Regions from separate parts of the Mus musculus genome. Here region 2 is linked to region 1. The links are chromatin loops, found by intact Hi-C in ENCODE. Cell type or tissue: left cerebral cortex. All regions are shown on one strand. Links, peaks and the distances in the headings refer to the core of each region. The heading gives the core; the rest is flanking DNA.

Evidence for each region. Peaks named below come from ENCODE experiments on the same cell type or tissue, not always from the same donor. Only the 100,000 strongest peaks of a DNase experiment are listed, where the experiment ranks them.
Region 2: a loop joins it to region 1, with 2.6 times the contacts of the local background. A loop is called at or near these places in 2 of 42 quality-filtered maps.

Annotation. Positions count from the first base shown.
Region 1 is chr7:89,505,413-89,518,195 of GRCm38, forward strand. It overlaps Prss23 (protease, serine 23), which reads right to left and starts at 12,174. Exons shown (of 2, transcript NM_029614.4): 1 at 12,035-12,174; 2 at 2,371-5,458. The coding sequence starts at 5,447. The coding sequence ends at 4,299. In left cerebral cortex, for the core only: no CTCF peak of the experiment used is centred there; DNase peaks (open chromatin) are centred at 3,531 and 6,677.
Region 2 is chr7:89,660,034-89,672,816 of GRCm38, forward strand. All of the region lies in intron 1 of Me3 (malic enzyme 3, NADP(+)-dependent, mitochondrial), which reads left to right. Among named protein-coding and RNA genes, the nearest start is that of Me3, 34 kb to the left of the region's middle. In left cerebral cortex, for the core only: a CTCF peak has its summit at 6,581; DNase peaks (open chromatin) are centred at 3,220 and 6,516; H3K27ac peaks cover 964 bases.

The DNA of each region.
Region 1 (12,783 bases), core at 2,173-10,172:
GAATCAAATCTAGTGCAGGGGTTGTCCGCTGGCATCCCTGGCCCAGGGCCTTCACTAACCCTGGATGAGGAGGTGCTGAGGAGAGTAGTCTGAATTCCTCTGCAAGACTGTACGCACGTCATCAGTCTCCAATTGACGGGTGGTAGATTCTCAAGTCAGCCAGTGAACTCCATCCTTCTCACACATTCTGGGTTGAAAATCTTGTAAGGGTTAGGAAAGATCTTCATGGAAGTATGTAGCTCAGGTATCCTTGGAACTTTTTCCAGGGAGGAGGTAGCATAAGATCCATAAAGAACTGGGAAATAGGAGTATGGTCTCAACATTCTAACCTCTTTGTCATCCCAAACAGGTAGGGCAGGAATTCATACACAGCTCTGACACATAATGGTTCATAGTTTGTATCTTCTGAATGTTATTTCTACAGCTTTTTACACTGGTTTCTTCCTAAAGTTTGGAATCATGCTAGCAAGTATGTCCTAAACTCTGTCACCACCTTCTGATTCTCACAGACAAATGGCTTTTAGATTTATTCTTCCGTTTTATGTGCTGGACATCTCCAAATCCTATTTACAAGGTCTAAGTAAGCCCCAAAGGCACAGATACCCAGCCCAATGTGTAGCTCCTCACATATTCCACTCTGTCTCATTGACTAAGAGATTTGTACAACAACAACACCTAAAATATATTGCAAGGGCAAAATTGTTGGAAGCGGTAAGGGTGAATGCAAAGGCTCTGTGACCAGACACATTTGCTGACATGCAGATTTAAAAATAGTCACAGGTCTCTTTCCTATAAGATGTTTTTATAGCTTTTAGTGTGCAAACAGGAGGGGGGCATTAAGAGGTATCTCCCTCCCAGTTGATGACAATACCCTTTTCAGTTCTGGCAGAAAACTTGGAATGACATGAATTTAAGGGGCATGGTTTAGGATCTATGGTTCTACTAGCCTTGGGAGAAATATACTGTTTCAGTGTTCACAACTAATACAGGTATAGTATTCGTTGCATTGCTACCAGAAAGTCACTCTTTCAATTGCTGTGACATGTTCTTTTGTTGCGTATGTGTATGATGTGTTCATGTGTTTGCATGTGTGTGTGCATGTGTGTGCATGTGTGTGCATGTGTATGTGCCAGTGCATGTGCATAAGTAGGTAAAAAAAAATCAGTGTCAGGTATTTTCCTCCACGTTGCACACTGTATTTATTGAGATAAGATCTTTGCTGGACCTGGACCTTGTTGCTTCTGGATAGCCTAGCTAGTCTGCTCCAAGGATCTACTGTCTCCGTTTTCCTATATCTGGGGTTGTAGTCTTCCCAGCTCTTTTGTGGGTCCTGGGGATCTGAACGCTAGTCTTTACACTTGCAGAAAAAGTACTTTGTACACTGAGCCATCTCCCTAGCCCTACTATGACACTTGAATACCACTGTTTGTCACTAATGAAAAGATGAACATATTAAAATAGTCCATTGTTTTCTTTAACCATTCCATGCACATGGGTACTATTCTCTAGTACACTGCATCGACCAGTAAGTTAAGAACTGCTATTATTTTGACTTGTACCGCTCTCTAACTTTATTTTTTAAAAGCCCACATCTAAAACTCAAGGAGATTCATAAAAGAATTGTCTATTTTCAAAGTACCCCCCCACATACACACTGTACCTCTTGCACACATATGCAAAAGCAAACAAAACTCCCACAGACCAGACATAGTAATAGACATGCCTCTTCTTCCTTAAGTTGGATGAGATTTCTGCCTGATTGCAAAGCAATGTACTGGAACTCAGCAGATTCCCCCCAGCCCTGCTGAGTCCCTTTGCTATGCCTTACGCACTTACATGATATGAGGAATGCCTGCGGCACAGACTCCAGGGCCTTACCAGGATTATCCTTCATAAAGCTCAAGAAACGGACCCTGATATAGCTGTCTCTTGTGAGGCTATGCCAGTGCCTGGCAAACACAGAAGTAGATGCTCACAGTCAGCTATTGGATGGAACACAGGGCCCCCAATGGAGGAGCTAGTGAAAGTACCCAAGGAGCTGAAGGGGTTTGTAACCCTATAGGAGGAACAACAATATGAACTAACCAGTACCCCGCTCCCCCAAGCTTGTGTCTCTAGCCTAATATGTATCAGAAGATGGCCTAGTCGGCCATCATTGGGAAGAGAGGCCACTTGGTCTTGCAATCTTTATATGCCTCAGTACAGGGGAATGCCAGGACCAAGAAGTGGGAGTGGGTGGGTAGGGGATCAGGGCGGGGGGAGGGTATAGGGAACTTTTGGGATAGCATTTGAAATGTAAATAAAGAAAATATCTAATAATAAAAATTAAAAAAAATAAAGCTCAAGAAACACAAGCCACTGGGAGAATGCTTAATTGACAGTGTTATATTTGAATGTTCTTAGAGCTACAATGTAAGCTAAAATTACCCAGCATGCAACCCCTCAAACATCGACCTCATGTTGCTTGTCTCCTCGCTGATAGATTTAGACTAAGAGTCACAAGATGAAACTACAAAATAAGTCAGTAATTTCTCCCTAATGCTGTGATTCTGTTTACATAACATTTACTAGAATGTATGATTCTTGTTAGTTTTTGTATTCTCCCCCATTGTTTGAATTATTTTATGTAGTGTGTCTGGGTGTGTGTGTGTGTGTGTGTGTGTATTGCCAGAGGAGGACATCCAGTGTTCTGCTTTATTATTCTCTGCCTTATTCCTCTGTAGCAAAGTCTCTCTCTGAACTTGGAGTTGGGCCAGAAGCCAGCAAGGACCATCAGTCCTCCTATCTTTGTCCCTGATAGTACTGGGATTACATGTCTGTTCATCTTATGTTCCAGGAGGAATTGAATCTCAGTCCACATGTTTCCTCAGCAAACATTCTTCACTACTTAGCCATTCTCCAGCCCTCTGATTTTGAAATTACATTTGTGTATTTATGGGATTGCACTGGTGTGCCAGTGGAGGTCAGAGGTCAACCTGTGGGAGTCAGTTCTCCTCTTCCACATTTGGGTCCCACGAATTGCACTCAGGCTGGCAGGCTTGGCAGCAAATATCCTTGCCTGCTGGGCCATCTCACCCACCACCTCCAGTTGTTTTTCTGACTGCTATGTCTGGTTTTATGTTCCTATAGCCTAGACCATTCCAGCACGAGATGCCACTTTGAAGTCGGGAAAATAAAGCTATACTGGTTTTCCTAAAGCTACTTTCAAACTTTTTTTTTAAACTATAGAATAAGTGCAGTGAGAGAGAAAAGTTTACCAACTAAACAAATGTAAAGCTCTCTGGAAACGTTGAAAAACTAAGCAGAATAAATCTGGATTAGGCTGTGCGATTATGCTAGGCTTCAAACAAGTGGTTACTCTGCAGTGACATCTATGGAGCAGTGCATCCATTGTTCTCTGGAATTTAATTCATTTTAAATTACTCATCCAAATGATAAACTGTGAGATGTGCCTCACTGTGGGGAGAAAATCCAAGAATTGTTTTTTATTGTAGCCACAAGTGCTAGCTGGGAAGCTTTTCAGCCTGTTCTAATTAGGCTCCACTTACTGTCTTTCGAGAAACTGTTAGCTTCAGACATGCGAATAAAACCTTGCCAAGAGGAGGATTGGAATTAATGGTCTTGCCCACTCTGGTGTGATAGCAAGCTTTGCAGAACTGTATACAGACGTCCCACAAAAGCAGAACAGCAGTTTTTACAAGGGAAAGTTTTATTTTCAAAACTAAAAGCAGCGTGGGAATTCTGTGCACTGTAAGATACAGTCTTATATGGGTATCAATATAGCCAATAAATTATTGTTCTCTTCAAGGACTACTACGTAAATGTTTGAATCCAAAACATTATAAATTGCCTATTGAAGACTTTGCTATCATTATCTGGAAGCATAATAACCACACATTACAAAAATATCAATATATGACTCTCAGAAGAAAACATATACATATACAAACATAAGAATTCATATTCCCTGTGTGTCACGTATTTGATATAAACCTCTGAAGCAAGTTTGGATCAGACAAAAATTAGAATTCTCCAAAAACTGAAAGTTTAACTTCCTTGTCAAATAGGCCCTATTACCCGAATACTTTAAAGTCTCTATGCAAAAGTATGCTTTCAGACTGCTTAAATGCTATAACGCACACAACAGTTTTAAAATAATATAGCCAATAATTTTTGCCATTTGAAGAATACTAGGTAAAAGATACTATGTGACTCACACCACAAGAGTCAATGATAAAAAGCTAGCCTCTCCTACAATGAGTGCAAAAAGACCATTGGTGCTGGCAAGAAGACGCATGTCACCCCTCCCTGCAATCTAGGTAGTTTCCTTTAATCCAATAGCAAATCTGGGCATATTTAAGAGGCGTGATTCTAACTGCCACGTTGAAATCCTGTGGAGAGCCATTCATGTCCACCCACTGGTGCCCTGAAAAGATGCCGATAATTTTTCTTTCCCATTTCTGCTGTGGTCTCTTCCACATCCTCACATAGACCCCTGAACCACTGGCCCCGGGCTGGGCGTCACACTGCTGGTAGAGAAGGTCGTAGGTCTCATCTTTGACATCACAGAAGCGGTACACCAAATTGCCGGGCCGGTCATTGTCATAACCAGAGAAGTGGATCCTGCCCCCTGGGAGCTGCTTCGCTGGAGGACTCACACCAATCTTCATGAACTGTCTTTTGTGGGGTTTCTTGAGTTCCAGCAGGGCGTAGTCATAATCCATGCCGATGTCATTGGCATTGCCCTTGATCCACCCCTTGGGCACATGGGTGCGTTTCACGCGGATCCACTGAAACTTCATCTTGTCTGGCATGGCTGAGCTCGAGCTGTTGTCCCCTCCGGCACCATCTTTATACTTGGGCTTCAGGAAGCCCACTCGGAGTTTCTGTGTCCCTTTCACATAGGTTTTCCCATCGTGTATGCAGTGGGCAGCAGTGAGGACGTGCTTCTCTGCCACCAGGGTGCCAGTGCAGCCAGTAGACAACTTCACCGATGTTGAGAAAGGATAATTGAGCAGGAAGTCCTTCCCAAAAATGCTAAACCTGCCATCGTAGCCATAAATCTGCCTCTTCCTGCGAGATCTCCCTGTGGCCTCCGAGTCTCTGCCTCGTGCCCTGCCTTCACCATTGCTGAGGATGTAGATGCCCACCCGAGTCTCTGTGCGGCTGCCATTGGCATAAAGGGTTTCATAGGAAAGGTACTGCTTGGCCTCTTCGTAGGTGGGCAGTGGTGTTCCCTTGTGACACTGAGGTCCACATGAGGAGGACACCTCCAATTTCGCTTTGGCGTCGAAGTCTGCCTTAGCTAAGTTGAGGGTAGACTGAGGCAAGACTACAGGGAGGCGATAAGCCGGCCATGTGGGTTTCCACGGAACGGTGTAGGGACTCACCTGCATGAACACACAGAGCAGGACAAGAAGGATGAAGAGCCCCGGGATTCCAGCCATGCTGAGTGCTACTGTAGAAACAAAGACAAGAAGTCAGGAGGATGAAAGCTATACAGTTCATTTACTGCAGCCTGGCAGGGCACAGCCGCACGCTGGTCATGTTTCTAAGACTGGGAACATTCCTCAGGTTCCAAGCGAGAGCCTCCCTCAGGTAATGGTCTCACTTACATGCAAGGACTTGCTTGACCTTAGGATCATTTCCACACCTCAAATCCAAATGAAGCTATTCCCCACCCCCTTCATGATGAAGAAGTAAAGACCATGGGACATTACAGGGCCACATCTAGAAAATTTACCACTATTCTGTGAACATATGGCCAGCTCTCATTTTTATGAGATTTTTGAATGTTCTTTTAACTTGATTCTATATACCTTGTCCTCTCCTGTCTAGCTACCCACCCACCCTTGGCCCCTTTCCTTCCTTGTTATCTTATTCTATTACAGTAAGTTCTTACATAATTTTCTGGGCAACATGCTCACTTAGATAATAAATCTAAAGCAGACACTTTACTGGTCGCAAAGGCATCTGGGAGGGGTGGAGTCATACTAGAAATCTTATCATTCCTACATGATGCATGCATGCACTTGGAAGATGACATGAGAATTTTGCAGATTTTTGCTTTGAATTTGGAAAAAAATAAATTAGGCATTGCCTTTGATCCAACCTTCAGCAACTTGGGTGCATTTCACCCCAAATACATTGAAATTTTATATTTTAGGGTGTGGCTGAAACAGCTGTTGGATCCTGAATAACCATCTTCACACTTCCATACAAGTAAATAATTGTAGATATTTGAATTATGCTGCAAAATAAAGGGTCAATGTTCAAGATATAAAGCTTTAAACACTGTATCTAATAACCTTATGATTATTGCTGTTGGTTATTCAGATGTCTGTATCTGTGTTTTCAGCTTGTCTAATATCTTTACCTTGGACCTATGCTAACATGTGAAAGAGTTATGGGATGGATGCTCACGTTGCTGGAAGAATAAATTAATATTGCAATTCAGGAAATAGAGTTCTTGATGCTGCATGGTGATTTCCAGGGACAGATATGCATAGATGGTGAGGTGGCTCAGACAAAGGGTACAAAGTTAGATGCAGAAAGTAAGAGAAGGAGGAGAGGTGTTCCACTGAGGGGAGGTGTTGAAAAGGCATTAGATACACTAGGAGATAGAGAAGGAGACACTCAGAAGGAACAGCATGCAAGAGCATGGGGGTGGGCATGAGTGTGAGTCAGCTCAGGAATTACATTCAGCTCGGCAGGGGTGTACAGAGATGGTAGAGGCAGCAGGCAACAAGCCCGTTGTAGAGCACTGTGTGTACTAAATGCAAGAGTACAAACTGTATCCTGAAAGATGTATTGAAAGCCCCGATCAATCATCTCTGGAGAAAAGCAATTACAAAGAGGGTTGGAAGTGCTTTCATCATTGCTTAAGCATCAGTGGGCTCCGGCTGGCTCCAAATCTTCTGGTTCAGCTGACTCAGTGGGTAGGGTAATTCATTCACAGTCAGGCATCCCAGAGCAGAATGGGGGGGGGGGGTATTTCTCAAGAGTCCAGCTAAGGGAACAAAGCATCCACAAGAGGAAACAGTGATTTCTTTATCTTTTTACTCCATTTCTCTTGCAAGGTGCAGATACACTGGCAACTTCTGAGTGCCTTGTGCTTGCTTTATATAAGGTCGAAAACTCTACTGATCTTACCTAACTTACCTGAGCAAGCCGAGCCACATCCCTAATATCCACACACTCAAACGTGTTTTCTGTCCCCTCTGCTATCTCTTTTGCCCCATTGCCTTGAACTCTACTTCTGCTAAGGAAAATAAAAATGGAGAAATGAAGGAACGAGATCCTTAAAAAATTCATTTCCTCGGTATTTCCTAAGTCCTCAAAATTCTACTTCTCTCCATCTTTGTAAATAGAAAAGATCTTGGGTATTTGGGGAGTACTTGGGTACTTGAGAGTGGAATCCTTACACCTGTGAAGTCACGGAGGAAATGGATGTGTGCACACGCGTATTTGTATGTGCTTGCTGGGTACAATGATGTCAGGACTAATGCTTCAAAGCGACCAGGGAAGGTGTGGTGATGCTAACAGAGTCCACCTTACAATGGAGAGTTAAGACATGTAGTGATGATAACACTTTGGGAGATGTGTAGAACGTGGTCTCAGCCTGACTATACCAGGACCCAGCTATACTGAGGACCCAGCTCTTGAGCTCATCTTTGGTGTGAACAGCCTTTGCTCTATAATAATTCCCACTTTGACTAGCCACTCCACTCACACCAGAATCCCTGTCAAATGGGATCTACTAAAGAAATCAGATGTCTCCCTTGAAGACTGCAACATAACCATCCTCTCTTTGCTTGACTAATGTGGAAAACATTAATTCTGTTATGCACAATGCATCAAGTTGTATTTCATCTTATCTTAAGGAGACACAGAATCCAGAGGCCTAAGCTGTCAAGTGTTCCTCTTTTTAAAATATGTGTGGGTGAGCATAGGATCTAAGAGAGGACCATGCTACACTTATCGTAAGACACATATAATACTTTTAGTAGACAAGAAAAACTGGAGTGCTAAGATATACTAATATCAGAACATGAAACGATGAATTCCAAATCTGAAACAAGTGCATAACTGGATAGAATCTGAGTTATCAACTGTACCAAACTTGTCCTACTGTCTATAGCTTTATTCATCTATTTAAAAATGAAACAGTTTGTGACAAGGGTGTCAGGAAAGCGAATGTCAGGAAAACTCTGAAACCACTGCAAACACATTTTTAAAAATCCAACTAGGAACTTCGCTTTAATGAACTAATCCTCTTCTCAGGCAAAATTAAACCCTCTTTCCAAATGCTTTGCCTATACAGCAAATCCCTATTTATTTAAAGAATACTTTCTAACGTTCCGAAGTACACCCCATTTCACAAGTGCCAACATGCCATCCCCCCTTAGTCCGTGTTTAAAAGAGAAGTAACGTCTTTAGAAACCAGTCCAGTGAGCGGTACTGCATGGACGGGTACCCAGCTTTCCTTGGATTGTGGGTACTGGGTAGTCAGTCAGCTTGGCTCTTGTCCTGATAGCCTCTCAGTATAGATGGTCAAATTTACTCCTTGGCAACATGGTAGATGACTACATGCCAAGAACTTCAGAGATCACTTACAAATGAAAGAATGCTTAAAGAGTCTACTAAATGATAGGCTATTAGCAATTCAGATTGCTCACAACTTAAGTTCTGATCACGTAGCCAAGAGTCAGGGAGAAGTTGGCCATCTATGGCAAAGACTGTTATCCACTTAAGGAAAAACACAGCTTTCTCTGTGTAAGATCAAATTTGGGGGTACTTTGGAAGCACTAGTTTCTCTTAGCTAGAAACAAGGCTTAGAAGTACGCAGTGGTGTTGAACTGCATTCATTGACATGATAAGACGATCTTCATTCTACATTTTCCTTAAGGTTTCTATGAGCCTCTGAAAGTTAAAACTTTAGTCCAAACATAGAAAGGGACATAGACTTCGAGAAATTAGTGCAGAACATTTTTCCAAATTGATTGGGAATATCTGCTGAGCAATTGAGACATAAAACTAAATGTGAAGTCCTCATGTAGACTTAAACTGGCACTTGGCTATTAAAGTTATAAGCATCCAAAGTAATTTGCTCTGTCATCCTATTTAAAGTGATTTATACATAGACATTCAGGGATGTAACATACACAATTTTAATCTCTCAGCTAGAAACATGATGCATGTGCTACCTAACTTTAAATCCTGTAGTATTTAAAAGTGGATCATCTTGTTCTTGTAGAGCTGTTTGGAAAGCCAACACCTTTTGAAAGGAATGAAGATTGCCAAACCTTATCTTTCTTATAGCTAAATCTGGATGAAAAAAAAATGTTAGTTCTGTCACATTCCATTTCTAGGAATGAACCTTTGCAGGATACAGGTTCCTCATGCACATAAACTATCTTCTAAGCTTTCCAACTAAATGTTTTTTATGAATTACTTCACCCAGTAGCAAAGCAAAATGGAGAAGCAAGGTAAACAGCGATTTTTCTCATCATACTTAGTAATAGAGAAACTGCATTTCTTTTCCAGCTTTGACTATCTGACTCACAAGAAGACTACACACTCCCTGCCCAGGTTGCAAATATTAGCCACTGTCTAGTTATCTAGTGCATCAAAATATTTACACTTTACAAACATACTTCATAAGCCCAATAATAGTTTTATGGTAGAGGGAATTTGCACATTATCAGATGTGCCAATGACAATAACCTTCCTAGGGACTGAGGACTAGGGACTAGGGACTGGAGTACTGAGAATAACTTTTGTGATTCTCTAGAGGACAGTCTTCAAAACTGCTAACAACTCAGTTCTCCTTATGGGGGACAATGTTTGAATGAATGATTTAACTCCTAGAAGCCAGCAATTGCTACAAGAGAACATCTAGTTTTTCAGACATCTATTGTCTATTCTACAAAGTACGGTTTCCTGTGACCACAATAAAATGTAAGAAAGTACATGAAGGTGGTGCTCATGCTAGACACCAGTTGGAAGAGCGACAAAGGGTCCTCCATGAAATCTGTAGCCAGGGACACTGAACAATGAGGCTTTGCTAATTCCCCAAGCAAATGCCTACAAATGAACAAAGCTCTGTGAATACACTGAAGCCAAGCTTGCTCTCATTTTCCAGAATCACATAACCCCTTAAGGCAAGACAGACCCAGTCACAGTATGGCTTAAGAATGATGGTCTTGTAAGGAAACGGGAGGGGACTTAAGAAGCCCAGCAAATCAAGTACAATCTCATGGTCACACAGAGCTTAACTTCTCTATCAGGTTTTAGGCAAAATGAGCCATCCTAGTAATCCCAAGACAGCCTAGCAGCAGAGCAATTACAGAGTGCTGTCAATGGTGAGACCATGAGAAACGAAATCCCTGGAGTTATTTGGAATTATGCATGAATAATGCCCGGTGCATTAACTCCTAAAACATCCATGGGAGGGATGCTCAGGAGAACCTGAGACTATTAGCACAGCAGACCTGGGCCAACAATGTTCTCAGACACACTAATGGGAACTTTGGCACTTAGGCCACAGGCAGAAAAATATACCTACATCCACTGTCTACCTGAATAGTCATCAGTGAGACAGAAATGAAATCCATATTAATTACCTTGGAAGACTGCTTCCTTCCAAGGTCAGAGAAAGCATGACAAGCTGCCTACTGCCTGTTTATAATAATGGAAAATACAAGTGAAGATTTATTCATATATTTATGGCACACTCAGAAAAAAAATGAATGTAGTGCCTTCAAAAGAATCCTCGGTCTCTTTATCCCGTCCCCAATCCAGTTCTAAGAGACTCTTTAAAAATGTTCACTGAATAACACAGGCTAGCCTCAAGTTCACTGGCCTTCCCCAGCCTTCGAAGTGTTAGGATTCACAGGCATGCACTACTGTACCTCACTCCTAGGAGACTCCTAGAAAGACAGGTAATAGTTCTTTTAAACACTTTCCCCCCCCGAAACAATGTCTAACAATATCCTGATACTAATTTGCAATAGGGATTTTGGAAAAACCTAACTTCAACTATAAATCAAACTCTTCTCACAGAGCCTGATAAGGCTATTTTGTATTGACCTATCTGTCCTTAAGGCATTCGCTAGGACCTCTCAAGTTCACTTACAAGACCTGGGAGTAGCAATTTCTATACTAACCGAGATCCTGAATCATCTGGAACTTTCCACAGGCTACGGGCTGTTTCTAAATTCTCGTGGATGTCACCCAATGGACAATAAAACAAACAGGATTTTAATCAGAGGCTTTTCTCAAGGGATGCTCTGAGGGAGGTGGGAGGGAGAATCGGCTCCATTTCAGGAGGGGGTGGTATTGCTCCATCTAAACACATCTTCCTCTCTTAAAAGTTCTAGGGGAGGGCAAATCTTTTCTTTCAGTTAGCAATTTGTGATAAATGGCTACATGCTGAAGAAATATTTGCTTCCAACAACTGTTGATAGCCCAGGCATAATTTTCTAGATTTAGCACTCAGAGCAAAGTCGGCACCCAGCACAGAGCCTGATCCCAACTTGTGTTTGCTGACTTTTTCTTGCTTGTTAAGGTGTGTTCATAGTCACGTGCCAGGTTAAAAATTAATGCTCAGAGCACGATGAAGTCAGATACAGTAGGCGCAAAACTCAAAGAAAGAAAATGGTAGAGGTTACAGTGTGTGTTCGTGGGGGAGAGCCTACCTTGACCTCTCCAGGGACACCTTGCCATACACAGCTCCACTTGACCCCTAGACAACACCTTGCATCCAAGACAGCGCTTTCAAAACCTTCTTTTCCCCATCCACTTTAAGAGAGACACTGAGTGAATCCAAACGCTGTACAGAGCCGGTGTCCGGGGAGGGAGGCTCTTTCAGGCTCTTGTCCTAAGCCCAGAGTCTGTGCGGAAGCCACGGCAAACTCCCCGGTGTTACCCGCAGCCACCCCACCCCGCGCGCACCCGACTCTTTGTCCGGCTCCGGCACACGCCTGGTCCTTCGGACCCAGCGGGAGACGCCGGGTCCCCGCATCGCACTCACCCGCGTGGAGCAGCCCGCCGGGGCCGCGGCCGTGCGCCGCTCAGACAGGTGTGGGCGCCCGGAGGACGCGCGCGGCTCCCATGCCTGCTCCGCAGAGTGGCCGAGTGCGAGCCTGAGGTCCAGCAGAGCCTGCAGCACCCGGTCCGCCCCCCATCCCCTCCCCTTCGCCTCCCGGGCCCTCCCGCCCCGCCCCCAGCCGCGAGCCGCGCAGCCCGCCGGCCGTCGCCTCCCCTTCCCCTAGCCGCCTGCCTCCAGCCAGCGTCACCCTGCTATTCAGAGGTCCAGAACCCTCGGGCCCCGCGCAGGTGGGTCTCCGCAGCGCGTCACCACCAGCGGGTCCCCGTACTCGATGCCCCTGCACCGTGTCCGATGAACGGCTCCTACCAGTGACTCTTGCACTCTCCCGCTCTAGACAACTTCACACCAAGTTCTAGGGGTCTACATTGCCCAGAGTCTGCTAAAGCAATGCTCCAGAGTGGGCGGTCCCTTCCAACCTTCCAGTCCTCCAGCACCCCGGGTGCGTGGAGCGCCGCTAGGCAAGTTTGCAAAGCAGAATTCAAACTTGTAAGCTCCTCACCCGTGCGCATTCTGTGCGCCTTGAATAGTGACGACCGAGCTCCTTTCCACCTTAGTTCCTCCTCTAGCGCTTCTAGAGTGTACCTCAGTTTGTAATCCAGAGGCAGGCTACCGAGGTTGCAGGCCCTGCAGTTCAGCTGCTAGCATACTGGGTCCCAGAGCACAGCAAGGGA
Region 2 (12,783 bases), core at 2,202-10,201, 150 kb after region 1:
ACTCTACACTTCCTAACCTCTTCCCAGCTTATGGGAAGAGTAATTAAGGGAAAACACAAGTTAACATTTTTATCAGTACCTTCCTCATTCTTTCTCATTTAATCCCCACAGCATCGTTTGAGGTAGTCATTCAAGATCTCACATACATAACAAACAGAAATGCCAACACACAGCTAGGCAGCTCTGATTCTAACGTGAAGGCACAGTCTGTGTACTGCCATCCTCTCTGAGCCTTGGTTTCCCAATCTGAAACCTCACAGCGGGTATGGAATAGTGGTGGCTGCAGGTATCTCCAGGTGTGGGGAGTGTGGTCACTCTTGGCTTCCACTGGAGTGACATTTCTAGTTAGCACTGGCAGTGGTGTTCAGGCAAGGCCACCACTATCCAGTGCAGTCCATGGCCTCAATCCTTCTCTTTATAAGTGTTTGTTCTAAACCACACAGTGCCCTGAAAGCACTTCCTGGTTGTTGTCTTATTTTATAGTTTATAAAATCCACCAGGGGAATATACAATAATTACTCCCACTCTACAGGTTAAAAACTCCCCTGAGGCACAGAGAAGTAATTCATGTCCCTAGGCGTTAAAGAGAATTTAACCTGTAAGTTTCAGACCAGGCACCTTTAACCCTGCCCCATCCATGACACTGAATCTATTCTTCCCACCCTCGGATGCTTGAGATTCCACGGGGGCCCCAATTCCTTTCTTAATCCTCACAAGATTACAAACTGGTCTTCGGCAGCCATGTCTGACAGCATGTGTTCATCATTCCCAAAACACAAGACCATTTTAAGCAGGACAGACCCAGAGGTTTTCCAGGGAGAGAGATGACAAAGCCAAAGACCAGAATTCCAGTCCTAGCTCTGCCATTTAACCAGACTGTGATCATCCCTCAACTTCTATAAACAAGTCCTTATTTCTGAGGTGAGTGTAGCATCACTCACTTGTTTTGGCAAATGACACAGGTTCTCTGTGGTCTGTACACTTTTTATCTCAACCCGGGCTACTGTGATAGAATACCAGACAAAGCCATGGTGGCTTAATGCAATAGACACGTCTATACTGGAGACTGGTATGGGAGATCAGGTATCCTCGTGGCTGAGTGTGAGAACCTCTTTCCTAGATCCCTCTTACTGTGTCCTCACAAGGCCATCAAGGCCACAAGGATACAAATCCCATAGCAGAGCCTCCCTTCATGACTTCATCGTGGCCTCATTATTTTATATCCCTGTTTCCAGATGCTGTCACATCAGGAGTCTGGCTGCAGCACATGAATTAGAGGGCCACAGATATCCAGCCTTAAACATCTCTCAGCATGGCAATAGTTGTCTTCATTGTATTAATGAGGAGAGGGCAGAGGAATAAGGCTGGAGGAAAGAAGTGGCGTGTAGGGCCTGTCACCATGGGCTCACAGTTTTCCTGCCATGTGAAAGTGACCTACAAAGCTCCAAACTCCATGGGAAGTTCCTAATTTTTTTAACAGTGCATAGTGGCATCCAGAGCTGTCAATATTATCTCACCCCTCATAAATGGTCATTTGAGGTTCCTGGGGATTTGATAGTTTTTGTCTCACGGTGCAAGTAAAAACAAATGGAGAATTCTGTCTAAATGAACTTTTGTTGTTCCTTATCAACAACCATAGTTTAAGCTTGTTCTACAATAGTAAGCTAGGAGTATTATGTTCAAAGGAACCTGGGAGAGGTTCCCCAACAAGAAGACAATAGACAAACCAGTTGCTATCTTTATTTTTTTTCTTCTCTCTTCAGAATAAGAAACAAAATAGAAGAAGCAAACAAAAACCCAGGACCATTTCCCAGCGTGGGAATGCGATCCTCTCTAACTGCAGACTTTGTGTGCTGTAGACAATGCCCAGGGCACAGGACTAAAATACTACCAGACATCCTTTGCTTGTCAGTTTTTTTTTTAAGAAGGCACAGTAAGTTTATTTTAAACCAAAGCCCACAACTTTGTTGTGGGGCAGGCAAGCAGAGCACCAAGTAAGACAGATCGCCCTATGGTTTGTGTACTAATCAGACAGAGGGACCACAGGTTTAAGATGTGGTCCCCAGTGGCATCTGTCCATTAGTTGACATAGTCCCTGCTCTCAGGATATTAGCACACAGCCTAGGGGCTGGGAACTGCTCAGGCTAATAGGCAGGACAGGAAGGTGTGAACAATGGGCTTTGCCTCCATAATCCCAGGTCTCAGCTGAAAAAGGTTTGAATAAGAGCCTCCATTCTGCGTGGGCAGGTAGAAACACACAGCTCTGTCATATTTCCTGTCTCTTTATTCTACTCTTTTTCTTCCTCCTTTTCTCTCTTCTTTCCATTCTTCATGCCCAAGACAGCTATTGATATGAGAGACAGAGTGTGAATGGGGAGCAGTATGTAGGGACTGAGCTCACAGACTATGCCAAGAGTAACAGAGAAAGATATTCTCTTCCTTCCCTCCTGACTACACTTCAAAGGCAGTGAGCATCAGAGGTTCAGTGGCCTGCTCTCTTCTCAGCAATACCATCAAATGGAGGCTAATGACTAAGCTGTATAAAGCCCAGATGTCCCAGCCTAGATGGTGGACAAGCAGCTTCATGGTATTGCCCTGGTAACTTGATCAGATAGGAAATGAGAGCTTGGCTTGAAAAGTAGAAGTATCGAATGCATTGACAACCTCAACATCAACTAACACTGTATAGTTTTCTGTGTACCAATTACTATCCTAAGCTTTGTGCCTGTGCTAACATTGCACATCTCTTAATAACTTTGGAAATTAAGTGCCATTATTATCCCCATCTTAAAATTAAGGCACGGAGAGATTCAGAAAGTTGTTCAAGTGAGACTGTTCAGCAAGGATTCATATCAGAGCACTCACGCTTCTAAAAAATACCACTCATAACCACATGCTAGAAAGCTGCATGGGGCTTTCTAGAGTAAATAATGCAACATCAATATCCTCATAATGTCATAGGTCTTTTCCGTTTAATAGCCTCAGGCCATTCCACTGGGACCCAGCAGCCTGTGTGAAGCCCACATTATTCGGCCATCACTGGGATCTGTTACAACTCCAAAGTTCTATACTGTCTAAAAGTACAATCTGCCTCCTTCCTGACTATCCACAAGTACAAGAGGATGGGCGCCTTGCTCGTGACTCCTGTATTTTCCACCCACATGGTCTCTATCCCAACAGCCTGTCAAATCTGCCTCCCCAGAGTACATCTATTGCAGTCCGTGTGTCTGGGAGCTGCCTGTCAGTCCAAACCCACTCACTGCCCTGCCACTTGCTTCTCTACTCCTACATCAGGCAGCCCTCATGCCCTACCCTGAAAACAGCTTCCAAAAGCTTTGCTCTGTTAAATGTTGTGCTCTTTGGAAGAGTCACAGATACTGCTCGCTTTATAAATAAAACCTAGGCTGTCACAAGTCTTCTTTAATCAGATTTCTCCACCCTGGCTCTCTCATTGTTTCCTTTTGCCTGTAACTGAAGAAAGCACAACCCCTTATTGCTGGTTCTATACCTTTTTGCTTTTGCTTAATCTCCTTCCCCCAAAAGGATCCAGCGAACTACACCTCATCTTCATTGGTGCCTAGAAAGCCCTACAGCCCCTGGTAAACACTGCTGATTTATGAAACCCTTGTGATTGCATCAGACAGACAAATTCTCTTCCCCTAGGTCCCCTGAGCACTGTCCTATTTCTCCCCTGGCCTGGGAAGAACATTCACTTGGGTTTAGGAATAATCCTGACCTGCAGCTTAGACCTCTGTAGACTCCTTCTCCATTACTACCACGCCCAAAATCTCAACATCCTCAGCAGCCTGTCTGTACCTTCTCACTTCTCTTATTACATTCCTTCGCCATGCTGTTACCTTCTAGTGTTTTAATTAAATGATAGAAGATGTTATTAGCCAGAATTCCTACAACAAGCCTTACTGTCGGCTTACTGTAGATTCGAATTCTGGATTTGCTGGGGAAGTTTCTTTAAGCATGCTATGCTCAGTTTCCCAGCCTACAAAACAAGATCAATGCTAGAGTCCTTAGAAGGATTAAATGAACCGACTCCTCCTCTCCAATCTCTCAGATCAATATGTGACATACAGGAAGTAATTAAATGTCTACCCGATGCTGTGGTGTTCCATTAGTACCATCCCTCTGTGACACAGTAAGTAGAATGGAGATGATAAACTGCTTTAAACTTTTTGGGGGGAAGTTTCTGTGGCCAGAAACTAAGAAACCAAATGCTCAGCCATGTTGGTGGTGACTTAGTGGTCAACACCAAAACACATACCAGATACACACAGCGTCTTCCTGTGGGAACCCTCGGCATCCTGACTGAGTCTCTGGGATCTGGAGCTATGGGGTGTGCCAGAGGAGAGTGACAAAATGTGGCCTCAGCTGTGGTGGCTGACTCATGAATGGGAGGGTTGAGGGGAAGGAATTCTGAAAACTCTCCCTCCCCACACGTTTCCTGTCAATCCAGCCATGACCCGAGGTTTGCACTTTTGTGGAGAAGCAGTATCCATGAGGTTTACCCAAAGGTTACCCTGGGGGATGCCTCACTCCTTACTACCGCTTGTCACCTTTCACTACCCAAGGCCCAGGGGCAGTTCTATGACTACTTCAAGACCCTCATCCAGGTGAGTGGGAGCTTGTCACATGGCCAGCTTTCCAGTATGTGACTAGAGAATTGATACTTATGGTGTTAAAAGGAGCCTCAACCTTAGCGATGGAGCCTATGGAAACTTGTTATTTGTAAATGTGGAGACTGGCTGAAGTACAGAAGGAGAAGTAGATCCCTAGGGGCTAAGTCTCAAGTCCTCTTGCTCTTCAGGAAACCCTTTCAATAGATCTGCCTGTTATGCCTAGCTCATGAGGACTAGGCAGATACAAGCCTAGGGAAGCAAGCTGCAGCACTACTCAGCAAAGACTGCACTACTCAGCTCCACACAGCAGTCCAGCTGACCTCTTAGCTCCTCCACTTACTTCAGGCCTTAGCTAGTTTCCTATTACTTTCCTAGCAGCTTGTGAGATTGAAGTGGTGATGTTGTCCCATGAGAGCACAGGTGCCTTTTCTCCCAATATCTCCTAAACACATTGCTTTTCGCGCTACTCAGCCCATCAGACCGTGGCTTCTGAGTCAGTAGTGTGACTGAGCAGGGAGAGCAGTCACTGTTGCTATGGACAAGATACCTAACCTCTCTGAACCTCCATTCTTCATCTCCCATGTTCTGTAATAAAGAGATGATGAAATAGTCCCTTGCTGCCTCACAGAACACTGGCACACAGTGGGGAGTACAGTTTCCATTATTAATGGTAGTATAGATTATCACAAAAGCTCTCCCAGACTGTATTTTGCCATGAGGTCCAGAATTAACAGAGAAACTAAAAAGAGTGGCCCTCCACCTGTGTATCACGACTCCTTTGAGGATCAAACAACCCTTTCACAGAAGTTTCCTAAAACCACTGGAAAACACAGAGATTTACACTGCGATTCATAACAGTAGCAAAGTCACAGTTATGAAGTAGCAGCGTAAATAATGTCATGGTTGGGGCTCACACAGCATGAGGAACTCTATTAAAGGGTCATATCATTAGGAAGGCTGAGCACCACTATCTGAAGACAAGACACTTTTGATTTGGTGGGCTGAGCAAGGTGCTAAAGTTTTTTAAATGTTTACCAAGATTTGGATTTACGACTGAATTAGGGAATTAACCCTCCTCATGGTCTAGGGCTGCAGTGTTGTGAGTGTGACTCTGGTTGTTCACCTTGTTACACTATTCACAGTTTAAAGGCCCTTTGGAAGTGGGACAGCATTAGCACAAGAAAGCCTTCAACTGGATCCCTAAGTTGTTGGTCCCTCTTAATGAGCTACGCGCCACCAAGATATTAACGTGAGGGGAGACGAATGCAGGTGAGCAGAAGGGTTGAAAGTCTGGACTTTAGAGCTGGCAATCGCTGTGTTCAAACCTAAGTTCTGTCATGACCTTTAGCAGATTGCTTGTTCTCCAAAAATCAAGCAGCAGAACCACAGTATTCAAGCTGCCTTTTAAAAGATTGTCTTCAACCCAACCCTTCAATGTAACATATTACATCGTCCTACAAAACCCGCTGTTCGCTACCTCTGATTGTCCAGAACCTCAAGCATCAGAGCCTGGGGTCCCCTGCTGACTGGGTCAGTCCTTCACCCATGCCTTTCTGTCCTGTTCATGCCTTTCCACCCTGCCTGCTGCCTGCACTGGAAATGAAATTTCCACAGCAACTTCCAGCCCCCTACAGGCTCTGGTTCACTCTTCCCCAGGTCCTGGGTGGCCCCTATCAGCATGCCTTGAGCATCTCTGACTAACATCTCAGCTTGTTTTCATATGTGCATGGTTTCCCATTGACTGTGACGTATGTGACTCTAAGAAACAAGACTTTCAAAAGCCTTTGAATAGCCTAGTTTCAATCTGCAGTGGGACTCATGCCTGTTAACATGGTTATACATGAAGCAGAAGTTTCTGAGGAGAAATGCTGGAGGTGGGTATTCAAAGATGATGCCAAGGAGTGTGTTTCCTCTGGGCCGCAGGCTGATTCTAGAAATGTACTTCATCCTGTTGGTGTCTCTTGGCATTTAAAACTTGTCTGAAGTGAACACTGCAGGAGGCTTGGTTTTTGCCTAAAATTGTGCTGCTTTGAGAGAATTATATTCAGTGCACCAAAATAGTGCATTAAAAAAAAAAAAGCTACGTGCAGTGGCTTATGTCAATAACCACTGCTAGGGGGAGGTAGGTTCCTGGAGCTCACTGGCCAGCCAGTCTACCTAAATCAATGAGCTCCAGGTTCACAGAGAAGGGAAGGCTGATAATGGAAGATGCATACCATCTACCTCTGGTCTCCACACAAAAGTACACACACATACCCACACCCACACTCATGTATGTGTACACAGACATGGACAGAAAAATACACAAACATACCCATGAGCATACTGAGAGAGAAAGAGAGAGAGAGAGAGAGAGAGAGAGAGAGAGATTGATTCTCTCTGAGGTAGGACTATAGCACATGGAAGCCCTGAGTTTGATCACCACCACACAAAAAGAAACAAAGTTCTGTCCTCAGAAGACAAAAAGGTCTAAGAAGACATTACCAGTGATCTGCCATTGAAGCAGCAAGATGTATTATGATGTTATGGGAAAGAAGAGAGTAATATAAAACAAAGGCCACAGAGCTGTCCCTCACAGGCCACTGTGCATTTCATTGGTAGGTGGTCCAGCCTTCAAAGTGCTGTCTTTCCAAAGCACTCCAATCAATGTGGTATCATTCAAGCTGCCCTGATTTCCTATCCGATGTGCCCACCACTTGCTCTTTCCCCTTTAGTGGGAATAGAGGAGGCTCAAGCCTTTTGCTGGCACACTAGTGGGCGTGGCCAGACACTACCATAAAGCACATAAAGACTGTGAATGCCTCCTCATAGAATGTCATTCTTCAGTGTGGGTGACAATCCCGCATCATCAGATCCCCTGGGGTTCCTCTGGCTCTAGAGTGCTAAGCATTTCATACTTAGCCTGTCCGGCTCAGTTCTTTCTTAAATGCTTTAGACTACCCCAGTGTCATGGTTCTGGCTTAGCAGAATTAAAACTTAGCAGTTAGAACCCACATTGCTATTCACATCCAACATGAGTCGTGACTTTTCACCCAGCAAAACTTGTTAGGAGACAGCTGGAGGGACTGGGTAGGTGGTGAAGCCTGGACAGCTGAGTAAACTCTGAGACTGGCTCCTTGGGTCAGAGTGACTGCTGCCATCATGACCTTGAAGATCCCCGGCCTGTGTTTTTAAGGCCACTCGTGAGCCCTGGAAGCCAGCTTTGGAACATGAAGGTTTGGAAGATAACTAAGATAGTACTATCTGTACTTATGTTAGAAGGCTAGGGTACTGACTGACTTCTGTCAGCTTGACACAAACCCAGACTTAGCTGGAATGAGGGATTCTTAATGGAGGAATTGGCTCCATTGCATTGGCCTATTGAAGCGGAAGCTTAAGGGTTCTTTGGAGAGACAGTTGTGTTGGATGGTGTTTTGCTGGGGCAAACACATGAAGGAGTGTTTTCCTGAGATGAACACAGGTGAAAGGCTAAGGCAGACTCGTGAAGGAACATTTTGATGAAGCAGACACAGAATAAAGAATGTTCTGCTAAAGCAAGCATGTGAAAGGACATGCGATGAAGGATTCTTTGCTAACAACACATATGTGTTGGCCTGCCTTACATTGTGTATTTGAGGTGCATTTTTCAGAACTCCATAGAGAAAAACACACCAAAAAACTTGTGCTGCAGTTTCTTGCCACTTCTATAGACTTGGGCTGATAAGCAGAGTGATGTCAGCTGAGACAGATGCATGTGCTAAGACTAGCCATGTTCTGAGGCAAGACCTGTAGAAGACACATGATGTCTGAGGGGCATATAAGAAGGACTTGAGGTACAGTGCAGAGTCTGAGCTAGACTTGCTTATAGAGCTAGCTGTGCAACCCTTGTTGGTCTCATGTCTTCATTGATCTTTGATTCCCTGAGAGAGGCACAGCTGAGAACTTCTCCTGGTGTCCCTCCTGGTCCCTCTTGCTGACTTGTGCCAAGACTGAGGCCTAACTGTCCCTGTAGGTAGTGCCACCACTGCTGCTATCCTGACTCTACCAAACTGGACTGCTGGTGTGTGTGTGTGAAGTATTTGCAAGTGGGTTGAGTAAGCTGCTGCTGCTGTGAACTAAACTGCAGATTTCCAGATAATACAGACAGGACTTGCTCCAAAGAACCTTTCTAAACATGTCTATTCCCCATCTCCTGCCCCCTGTATTCATTCTTTTCCACTACCTCTGGTGGTTGGTGGACTAAAAGGGAAGTTAAAGCATTTTAAGAACCATCATTAAAAGTAGGTCTTGAAAAAAAAGTTTCAGCCTATAAATAAAGGAATGGGGCATTTTCTTGATTAGTGATTGACATGAAATGGCTCAGCTCACTGTGAGCAGTATGACCCCTAGGCAGGGGTCTTGGGTGATATAAGAAAGCAAGTTTAGCAAGCTGGTAAATGGTGTTCCTCCATAGCCTCTGCTTCAGCTCCTGCCCTGACTTCCCTTCATAAAGGGCTATGGTTGGAACATGTAAGCTAAATAGACCCTTTCTTCCCCAAATTGCTTTTGGCCAGCATTCTGTCACAGAAAAGAAAAGAAAAGAAAAGAAAAGAAAAGAAAAGAAAAGAAAAGAAAAGAAAAGAAAAGAAAAGAAAAGAAAGGGAAAGGAAAGACCAAAACCCTAACTAAGATGGCTGGTATTTTTCTATCATCGAGTAAAGCCTTAAGTGGTTATCTTTATACATTCCTATGCCTCAAATGATGAAAGATGTAGCCAGGATAAGTTCAAAGTAATAGGAATCTACCCATATGAAAAAATGAGAGGGTCTGGTCTAAAACTTGATATTTAGTCAGCCTCCTTTCTTGACCTGAAAAGGCTGCTTCAGTGTTTTTAATTTTTTTTTTTGAAAAGCTTCTTTAAGAAAACAAATTAGTCCAAGTCTGGCCTCGTTCTCTTGAAATGTGTTTTGGAGCCCTACAGACACTGCCATGCCTCTGGGAATAAATAACCCAGCTGCTCACAGCGTAATTGCAAAGGAATACAAGTTCAATGAACTTGGGACACTAGACATTCTCATGACCTGGTGAGAAAGAGAGTAGGGCTCCAGTTTCCAGGCTGGCTTTTCTTTCTACAAAGACAAATCATTAGTGAGGCTCACTCGATCATCAGACAGAAACCACAATCGACACCATCGTCTTTGGCCTTCTCATCCCCCGCTTGCCAACTGAAAAGAAAACAAGATCTAGACACTTCTTTCTGTGTCAGTTTATTCTCCCCTGATAGTAGGAGAATGAAACTAAGGCATAGAGGCTGCAGAATTCAGTCACGTCCCATACATCGGAAGGGTCGGAGCAAGTCTGCATATCCATTTCCTGACTTTATTGCTTCAACCAGTTCCTAAACTAGAATGTTGTTCCTGGACAGATGATGGAGCACAGAAACATGAAGAGCTTCCAAGAAAGACTGCACACAGGCCCTGAACCTAGCATGGTAGCTTTAATCCTATTGGTACCAAACACCTGTTGTTCTGATGTGTGTGTTGTGTGTTCAGCACACACCTGTGATCCTGATGGTAGCACGCACCTGTAATTCTAATGATAGCACACATGTGTAGTCTTCATGCTCAGCTGACCAGAATAGGGGGGTTGCCAAATTTAATACTCTTCCTTATTGAAAGATGGGGAGAGATAGTGCCTTATCAAATACTCTGCAAGATCAGGGTGGACTCACTTTAAAACACTGGCTCTCCACCTAAACGTAGCTCGGATGATCTCTTTAAAATTATCACCAGGATTTTTTTTTAAATACTAATTTCAGTGCTCACTCTAGAGATTCTGATTGTTGGTCTGACTATGGCCTGGGTCTCAGAACTCAAGCTTGCCACGTAGTTCAAATGCATAACCAGAATTGAAGAATTAAGAACCACTGCTTAGGACAGTGTATCTTAGTTTGTGGGCCTGAGTCTACTTAAACATCTGCTGCCTCAGGAGCAGATCCCAGAAGAGGTTTCTCTACAATATGGGAAGGGTGCTGGTGACAGGAGTAGGCTGGAGTAAGTAGACAGAAGTAGACAGGAGTAAGGCTGGAGAGCAGCTGGTCACACCTACTGCCCATGGTGATGGTTGTGGGAGCCAAAAGGTGGCCATTCTTATATACTAGCATGGAAATTCTTTGTGTACTTACATCTCAACTCTCCTACTAGATTCTAACCTTTTTCAGAGTGAGATTCTTGCACCCAAAAATTTCTGTCATCTTCCCTGTTAAACTGTATACTCCAGGAAAGAGGGTATAAATTAGACTTCTTCACTATCCCCCAGACTACACAGCACAGGGTTTAGCAAATGGTCACTGGGAACAAATATTCCTGAGAAAATGGTATTTCCTTTTTTTTTTTTTTTTTTTTTTTTTTTGTCATTCCAGAAACTACATTCTCCCCCTCTAAAACTAAGACTATGCTTTGGTGCAATGCAACTGAGGCCACTACGAAAGCTTGCTGAGTCTGTAGCCCTCTGGACAGGTTCAGCTAGTGAGCTATTTCTTTGTTCCAGGTATCCAAGCTTCTGCTAAGCACTCAATCTGCCTGACAGAGGAGACTTTAGGACATTGGCTGAGTCCTAAGGGCTGTGATTTTGGGGTTGATACTAAATCCTTCACGAGTCAGCAGAAAAGCTGCCAAGGACATGTTTGCCAAGTGGCCATGAACATAATTCTCAGAACCTTGGTCATTTCACTCTGAGTCTGATTGAAAAATTATATTTGTGGTTGGGCATCGCAAGAACAAAAGAATTATGCTTAATATTGATTTGCATACTGGCAGAGAGATTGTTCACTGTTTGAAGAAGGCGTCCTTCTAACCTTGAACCCCACCAAAGCTGAGCAGATCTGGTTGCACAGTCCTCAGAGCCACAGTTACTCAGAGGGAATACAAGTGGGGAACTGAGATTTGCTGAGAATGTGTTGGGTTTTTGTAAGCCATTTTATAAACATCAGCCCACTCAGTCCATGCCACACTGAATTTTACCCATGAAGATATTTTCAAAACCCAGGCATAAGCCTGCGCTCCATCTGTCTTGAAAAGTGGGAAGCTCAATCCCCAACAGGGCCTCCAAGGTCTTCCATGGGCTCTCTAGTTCTACCGTCTCTGATGTGATAGGTGTACAGTGACCCTCACTCCATTTTGCTAGTGATGTTTATATATCTTTGTCCTTCTCTGGAGCATCCTTCTCCCACCTCCCTTTGAGTCCTGAAGCAACCCTCTGCCCACTTAGTTCCTTATTGTCCTTCCATTCTCCATAACATCTATCAGGGACTAGGAAAGAGACAGAAGCCACCACATCACCATTTGAATAGCAGTGATGAAAATCATATGATGACTTATTAAATATGTGTTTAATTATTTAAATTGTTTAACTTTTTTTGTTTTGTTTTGTTTTGTTTTGTTGGGACAGAGTTTCTCTGTGTAACCTTGGATGTCCTAGAACTCACTCTGTAGACCAGGCTGGCCTCAAACTTAGAGATCAGCCTGCCTCTGCCTCACAAGTACTAGGATTAAAGGCATGAGCCACTGCCAATATTAAATTATTTGATAAATTTTACATTATTTTAAAAGCTGTTTAACCCGGTAACATAAAAGAGAAAAGGAAACTTCAAGCTGAGATTGACAAAGTGTAACCTGCAGACCAAATCCAGTTCATGGTCTGTTTTGTTTGACCAGTGAGTTAAGAATGCTTTTATGGGTTTTGTTTTGGTTTTTTTGTAACCTCAATAAACATTGTCAGATAAACGAGCAACAATGATAGCATGTGTCCCACAGAGTCTGAAGTATTTATTCTCTGCTCCTTCAGATGAAAAGCTCAATGACCGCTGCTCTAAAGTTTCATGAGGTAGCAAGTGTAGGAAGCAGCTGCCATTTCTAGTAAGACTTAGAATTATTAAAATGTAGAAAGCTAGAGAAGGGGCCTGGACCTCTGAAAAGGGAGCCCAGCTGCCTGGTGCAAGCATCTCTGGGGCAGAGTCTGATGGAACTGGATTTATAAGCAGTGAGAAAATTGTGCACCCTCCTGAAATGCTTCCACAGGATGTATCTGCTGCTGGTGATACTGGGATACCTGGTGATACAGGTATCTGGGCAGGTGAAGAACCCTGCCCAGGTTTTGTCCCAGAAACCACTCAGGAAGTAGAAGAAACAAGTCA